2 separate regions of the Homo sapiens genome follow, and region 2 is linked to region 1. A link is a loop called in an ENCODE intact Hi-C map of the cell type or tissue named here. Cell type or tissue: CD4-positive, alpha-beta T cell. All regions are shown on one strand.

Region 1 (4,000 bases):
AGCCACTTAAGTGAGTGCCTTGGTCAGAGACAATGCTGTGTGGAATACCATGACAGTGAACAAGGCATTCCATGAGTCCACGGATTGTAGCCTTGGCAGAAGCATTGCATGGAGGATGGGCAAACCCATATCTGAAGTAAGTGTCTATTCCAGCGAGGACAAACCTCTGCCCTTTCCATGATGAGAGAGGTCTAGCATAATCAACCTGCCACCAGGTAGCTGCCTGATCACCCCAAGGAATGGTGCCATGTTGAGGGCTCAGTGTTGGTCTCTGCTGCTGGCAAATTGGGCACTCAGCAGTGGCTGTAGCCAGGTCAGCCTTCATGAGTGGAAGTTCATGTTGCTGAGTCCATGTGTAATCTCCATCCCTGCTACCATGGCTACTTTGCTCATGGGTCCATTGAGTGATGACAGGGGAAAGAGGCTGAGTGGTGTCCACAGAGTGGGGCATCCCATGCACTTGATTATTAAACTCCTCCTCTGCTGAGGCCACCCGTTGGTGCATGTGGCATGCACTCACATGGCATACAAGTATCTTCACAGTTTTTGCCCACTCAGAGGGGTCCAGCCACATACCTCTTCCCCAGATTTCTTTGTCACCAATTTTCCAATCATGCTTCTTCCAAGTCCCTGACCATCCAGTCAAATCATTGGCTATTGACCATGAATCAGTATATAATCACACATCTGGCCATTTATCCTTCCATGAAAATTGCCCAACCAAGTTCTGCCCACTGGGAAGATTTCCCTTCACCGTTGTCCTTCAGGGATGTCCTAGAAAGGGGCTGTAGTGCTGCAGCTGTCCACTTTCAGGTGGTGCCTGCATATTGTGCAGAACCATCTGTGAACCAGACCCTAGTCTTCTCTTCCTCTGTCAACTGATCATAGGGAACTTCCCATGATTCCATCTGTGCAGGCTGGGGGAGAGAAGGCAGGGTGGCAGGAGTGGAGAACATGGGCATTTGAGCCACTTCCTTATGTAACTTACTTGTGCCTTCAGGACCTGCCCAAAACTGATCACATATATACCACTTCCATTTGGTGATGGAATGCTGCTGTGCATGACCCACTTTATGGCTAGATGGATCAGAAAGCTCCCAGTTCATGATAGGCAGTTCAGGTCGCATGGTGACTTGATGACCCGTAGTCAAAAGTTCAGTTTCCACCGAAGCCCAGTAACAGGCCAAGAGCTGTGTCTCAAAAGGAGAGTAGTTATCTGCAGAAGATGGCAGGGCCTTGCTCCAAAATCCTAGATGCTTCTGTTGAGATTCACCTATGGGAGCCTGCTAAAGGCTCCAAACAGCAACCCTATCTGCCACTGACACCTCAAGCACCATTGGATTTGCTGGGTCTTATGGCCCAAGTGGCAGAGCAGCTTGCACAGCAGCCCGGACCTGTTGCAGAGCCTTCTTCTGTTCTGGATCCCACTCAAAACTGGTAGCCTTTCAGGTCACTTGATAAATAGGCCTGAGTAACACACCCAAATGAGGAATGTGTTGCCTCCAAAATCCAAATAGGCTCACTCAGCATTGTGCCTCTTTCTTGGTTGTAGGAGGAGCCAAATGCACAACTTATCCTTCACCTTAGAAGGAGTATCTAGACAGGCCCCACACCACTGGGCCCCTAGAACTTTTACTGAGGTAGAAGGTCCCTGGATTTTAGTCAGATTTATTTCCCATCTTCTGGCAAGCAAATGTTTCACCAATAAGTCTAGTGTGTTTGCTGCTTCTTGCTCACTGGATCCAATCAGCATAATGTCATCAATGTAACGGACCACTGTAATATCTGGCGGAAGTGAAAAGCGATCAAAGCCTCGCCGAATAAGGTTATGACATAAAGCTGGAACTTCCACATGGTGTTGAGCCTGCAGGTGCACAGAAGTCAAGAATTGAGTTTTGAGAACCTCCGCCTAGACTTCAGAAGATGTATGGAAACGCCTGTATACCCAGGCAAAAGTTTGCTGCAGGGGCAGGGCCCTCATGGAGAACCTCCACTAGGGCAGTGCAGAAGGGAAATGTGGCGTGAGTGCCCCCCACACAGAGTCCCCACTGGGGCACTGCCTAGTGGAGCTGTGAGAAGAGGGCTACCGTCCTGAGCCCAGAATGGTAGATCCACCAACAGCTTTCACCATGCTCCTGGAAAAGCCACAGACACTCAATGCCAGCCCGTGAAAGCAGCTGGGAGGGAGGCTGTACCCTGCAAAGTCACAAAGGTGGAGATGCCCAAGACCAGAGGAAAGTTTTTGCATCAGCGTGACCTGGATATTAGAGCTGGAGTCAAAGGAGATCGTTTTGGAGCTTTAAAATTTGCCCCAATCGATTTCAGACTTGCATGGGCCCTGTAACCCCTTTGTTTTGGCTAATTTCTCCCATTTGGAACTTCTGTATTTACCCAATACCTATACCCTCATTGTGTCCAGGAAGTAACTAGCTTGCTTTTGATTTTACAGGCTCATAGGTGAAAGGGACTTGACTTGTCTCAGGTAAGCCTTTGGACTGTGGACTTTTGGATTAATGCTGAAATGAGTTAAGACTTTGGGGGACTGCTGGGAAGGCATGATTGGTTTTGAAAGGTGAGGACATGAGATTTGGAGGGGCCAGGGGCAGAGTGATATGGTTTGGCCATGTTCCCACCCAAATCTCAACTTGAATTGTATCTCCTAGGATTCTCACATGTTGTGGGAGGGACCCAGGGGTAGGTAGTTGAATCATGGGGGTCAGTCTTTCCCATGCTAATTTCGTGATAGTGAATAAGTCTCACGAGATCTGATGGGTTTATCAGGGGTTTCTGCTTTTGCTTCTTTCTCATTTTCTCTTGCTGCCACCATGTAAGAAGTGCATTTCACTTCCTGCCATGATTCTGAGGCCTTCCCAGTCATGTGGAACTGTAAGTCCAATTAAACCTCTTTTTGTTCCCAGTTTTGGGTAAGTCTTTATCAGCAGCATGTAAATGAACTAATACAATGGAAATAGCTGAGATCCAGCAGAGATAAGGGAAACACATGCCTTCCTGAGATCATAGACAAGGAAGGCCTCCAAGTCCTTGGATGGCGAGAGTGCAGGTCCCTCAAGTGGTCAACTGGACAGAGCTGAGAGTTTAAGGGCTGCAGACATGTCACAACTGTCATTTCATTTGCTCTTTATAATGACCTTAGAGGAGAGCAGAGCAGGCACTATTATTGTCTTCATTTTACTCATGAGAAAAGTGCCCAGGGTTTAATGAGTTATTCTGAGCCATGTGAATAACACTTGGCAGAGGTGTGACTTGAACCTAGGTATCCCCACTCAAATTGCCTGATTTTTCTCATTAGGCCAGGCCTCTTGTCCAGGGCTATGCATCAGAATCACCTGGGGTGCTTGTGATACTTGTGCTTGAGCCTCAGCCTTTGAGAGTCTGATTCAGTAAATCTGGGAGCTGGGCCTGAGCCCCTGTGTTTTTTCACTTTCTGTGGGTGAATGTGAGGAGCTTCCCTTGCTAAGCATCTGCCTCAGACAATGCAGGCTCAGCAGCACCTCCATTGTGGTGTTACCCCAAGCTGGCTTATAGCCTTCAGCCCTGAGGAAATGCCATATGATGGGGGAGAAGTGAAGAAACTACTTTTCACTCAGTATATTCAGTGTCTAAGGAAAGACTGGAACCATGGTAGTAGTCAAGGGACGATTTAGGGCCTTTTACCTTCACAATCTTCATGAATCGCCCATCCTTTGACAAAGACAATTAAAACAATGTTATGTATTATGTGTATTATATCCGTACAAAAATATAGTATCTTAAAAACTCATTTGGAACATATAATCCACCCCTAAACCATGGACCTGCTATGCAAATGTAGTTTCACAGCCAGTCCCACAGCTCCCTTTTCAGGTTGACTGTCACCACTAAACCCTTTCTCTAGATAAATCCTGGAGCTGTCAGGATGACTTATATGTGTTGCTGAAAGGGGAGTTATTTTAGTAGTGAGTGAAAAGACAGACAGCCTTAGAGAACTTCAGGGGTCTTC
Region 2 (4,000 bases), 460 kb before region 1:
TGAAATAGATAGTAAAATATAGATCAATAAATCAGTAAATGTTTGTTTATATTTATTTACAATGAATGCCCTGCCTTCTAAAACTGATTACAGTAATTTAAAATAAAAGCTATATATACTAATAAAACACATTAAGAAATAAAAACATTTAGAAACCATACCTAGGGAGGAAAAAATTAATCTATTAAATATATAGTCTAATTTAGCTCCCAAAATTGACTTTTAAATTTAGTTATAAAATTCCATAAAGTGAACACAACTCTATCATTTTATCAGAGTAGAAAGACAGTTTTCTGAAATCAAATTTTAACAGTATTTTGCCATATTAATCTTTTCTTGGGGGATCGAAAACAAAATCATAGACAATGTCTTTATTAATGGTTTTATCACAGTATAGAGAAATTCTTCACATGAGTCTTTCATACTTCAAAATAAAGTTAAATCATTATTTTCCATGTTACATAGATGTTATGGTTCAAGTGTGTAATTTTCGGTAATCTAACTATACAAGGACAAATCTTAAAATATTAAATCTAAGAGAATTGCATGAATAATATGCCCCTTACCTTGTCCTCATGTATCAGTTTTATTATTCTGCTTTATCATTTATTCACCAATTCTCATTCTGCTTTGAGTTAGATGTCAGATGAGATGGTTAAAGTACTATCTGCACTTAAACTTTCTAATATATCTATATTTCAGTGGAATAAATAAGGTTCATGATAAAAGTTTAAGACATTTTCTAAAATCTTTTGTAATGATTTGGCAGAGGTTTATAAATTATTGTGCTTTTTCTTGTTGGTAAATGATGTGCTTTGACTTAGTTTCTAATTATATAATTATTCCAAATTATGAGAAAAATTTAAAACCATGCTTTTTCTGTATGTGTGAAGAATGTTTTTGACTTTTAGTTTGTAGCACTTCCAACTGATGAAAACTCTAGCATCTAGCCAAATATTAAGAGGTATGGGTTGTGCTTGGGAACACCAGGTATTATAAGCATTAATAATAGTTAATAATTAATAATGTGATTTATTAATAATTAGCAATAGGAATATTAATGTGGTTTTAATGTGACAAGCATTGTGGTAAATGTTTCATATATATTAACTCAATTATTATAACAATTATGACACTTTTATACTATACTCTATTGAAGTGATGGCTAAATTGAGGCACAAAGAAGTTAAGTAACTTACTGGTCACGGAACTAGTAAATTTGGAGCTGGGATTTGAACCCAGGTACTCTGACTTCAGAAGCTTGTTTTTAAAGACTGAACTGATGATTGCTTTCAGAACATTTTTATTGACTTCTCTTCAAGTTCACGGATTTCTTTCCTCAGCTGTGTCCAGTCTGTGATAAGCCAATTGGAAGAATTCTTTATCGCTGATAACTTGTTTTTTGTTTCTAGTATTTCCATTTGATTGTTTTTTATATTTCCCACTTCTCTACCAAATTCCCCACTGGTTCATATTTTTTTGTCCACTTTTTCCATAGATCCTTTAACATATTAATTAGAGTTTATGATAGCTCCAGTATCTGGGTCAATATCTTGGTCTGGTTCTGTTAACTGCTTTCTCCACAGTGACTTCTTTTTTTTTTTGGCTCTTTGTGTATTTTGAAATTTTTTTTATCAAATATTGGACATTATGAGTAAAAAACAGTAGATACTGAGGTAATAGTATTTATGATCGGAAATAGGTATGCCTTGTCTGTCAGACCACTAGTTGGTTGGACTTTGTGCTTTTAGTAATCTCTGTATGGTGCCTGTGCCACAGAAGCTCTTTTCTTCATGCGCTTACTCCTGCCCAAGCTATAGACTGCTGTTGCTTGTTACTCAGTACCCAGTTTATGGTGAAGGCAGAGGGGTATTTGTTAACTTTAACCCAAAGCCTCTGTCTTTGGTAGATTCTGTAAGCCTCAACCTCAGGGGTATGATTTTGTCAACATTTTTACTCCTTCTCCTGTAATAGCCAAACTCTACTGTGTGTATGTTTATGGTCCTGGATGGAGACAACTTTCCTTCTCCATTCTCAGTGGTAGCAGAACGTCTGCTTTGTGTTGGTAGAGGATTTCCTTCCCTTCTTTTGGTGGCTTTTCTTAGTGGGTGCTTTAGTATGTATAATATTAATCTTTAAATTATCACAAATAATATGTCATTTCATGTATCTGATAAGAACCTTACAATAATACACTTTGATTTTCTTATTCCATTCTGTGTGCTATTATTGTCATACCTTAGGTTGTTGACAGTATTTTTTTTCTCTTTCAATACTTTAAAGGTGTTGCTCCATTGCATTCTGGCTTGAATAGTTTCTGAAGAAAAACATGCTATAAATTTTATCTTTATTTTTTTAATTTAATTTTTCTCTTTCTTCCCCTCTGGTTTTCAAAGATTTTTTTATTTCTCTTTGATGTTTAGTGGTTTGTGACGTGTGGAGGGTTTTTTCCTCGCTTGGGTTCATTAAGCTTCTTGGATCTGTGATTTATTTTCTTTTATGAATTTCAGAAAACTCTGAAACATTTTCTCTTTAAATACTTTTCCTATCCCTTTCTTTTTTTCTTTTCTGTTCCTGAGACTCTAAATACATGTATTTTAGTATGTTTGATACGTCCAGACAGGTTTGGGATGCTCTGCTTTTTTTGTTTGTCTGTTTGTTTCCACTCTCTTTTCTCTTTGTGTTGCACTTTGTTTAACTTCTTTTGACCTAACTGATTCTTTCTCTCTGTGTCCAGTCTGCTCAGAAGCCCATGACTGTTATTCCTCCATATTGTAATTTTTAAAAAATTATCATTTCCATTATATTCTTTTATAGTTTTTATCTGCAGAAATTATTCATTTGTTAATGAATTTTCTCTGACTTTATACCACATCCTTTGACATATTAATTGTATTTGTTGTTAAAGTCCTATCTAATAGTTCCAACATTGGGGCCATTTCTGGTTCTGTTGACTGTTGTAGCTCTTAACAATGAGTCTCTCTTTTTTTCTTTCTTGATTTTGTCATTGAGTGCTGGACATTCTGTTTAAAAGAATAATAGAGACTGTATATGTCCAGAAATGGGCACACCTATTTTTCTGTTTGGCCGTTAGTATGGGACTTTCGAAACTATTTGCTCAGTAGTCAAACTGGGGTTGAGCTGGGTTTTGTGTTTTGTTATTGCTGATTTCCACAAATCACAGTCTTTGAATTTTTCAGTGGTTCCTACTACTTTGTGATTAGTATTGGATTTGGAGTACTGCAGGATTTTTTCAGGGTTCTTGCTCCACTCTCAGCTTTTAGCAAGTTCTGCACATATCTCTTTGTGCTCTCACTGGTAGTTTGCTGTTCCTTATACTTTATTCAAGACTTGGTGGGGAGGGTGGGACTAGGTTCTCTTGTTGTATCCCTAGTCAGGCAAGCCTGTGCACCTCAGTGTCAGGGTGAGTATTAATGATCTTGCCGCTCTCCCTCTCTCCCAGCCTGTCCCCACTGTCCTCAGCCTGGTATCAAAAGGGTGGAGCAGGATACTCAACAAAAGCAGACCTTTGCTTTGTAAGATCCTGGGTGCAAGCAGGTATCAGCCTCGTCCCAGTAGTAGATGGCTTTTTTTTTCCTACCTCTCTTTCAGTGGCAGCTGACCTTTGCAAGTGACCAAGGAGTGGTCACATTCCTACCCCTCACCCAGCAGCAGATGGTTTTTGTTTCTACCTCTCTCGCAGCAGCTGGGCTTTTCCTTGTGCAGGAGGTACGAGGGTTTACTTTTTAGATATTTAAAACTTATCCTCAAAGCTATCTATATAGCATATTTAAATTGTTGTTTTAGATGGTTAATTCCTGATGAACAAAGGCTGAATCTTAGACTTTCAGAGAAAGATGCCTACTGTTTGGTTTTTATTATAATTTGTCAATGTGTTTGTTCTTTTCCAGCTTAGGCTTGATTTCCGACTCTTTTCACATGTTTTTCGATAGCACTGCCATTTTGGCTGGACTGGCAGCTTCTGTTATTTCAAAATGGA

Evidence for each region. Peaks named below come from ENCODE experiments on the same cell type or tissue, not always from the same donor. Only the 100,000 strongest peaks of a DNase experiment are listed, where the experiment ranks them.
Region 2: a loop joins it to region 1, with 4 times the contacts of the local background. A loop is called at or near these places in 17 of 110 quality-filtered maps.

The regions. Positions count from the first base shown.
Region 1 is chr1:101,360,711-101,364,710 of GRCh38, forward strand. The region is part of intron 4 of LINC01307 (long intergenic non-protein coding RNA 1307); the gene reads left to right. Among named protein-coding and RNA genes, the nearest start is that of LINC01307, 39 kb to the left of the region's middle. RefSeq lists an enhancer at 3,311-3,380 and a silencer at 3,811-3,910. In CD4-positive, alpha-beta T cell, no CTCF peak of the experiment used is centred here; no DNase peak of the experiment used is centred here.
Region 2 is chr1:100,902,941-100,906,940 of GRCh38, forward strand. It overlaps SLC30A7 (solute carrier family 30 member 7), which reads left to right. Exons shown (of 11, transcript NM_133496.5): 3 at 3,912-4,000. Among named protein-coding and RNA genes, the nearest start is that of SLC30A7, 8.9 kb to the left of the region's middle. In CD4-positive, alpha-beta T cell, no CTCF peak of the experiment used is centred here; a DNase peak (open chromatin) is centred at 2,451.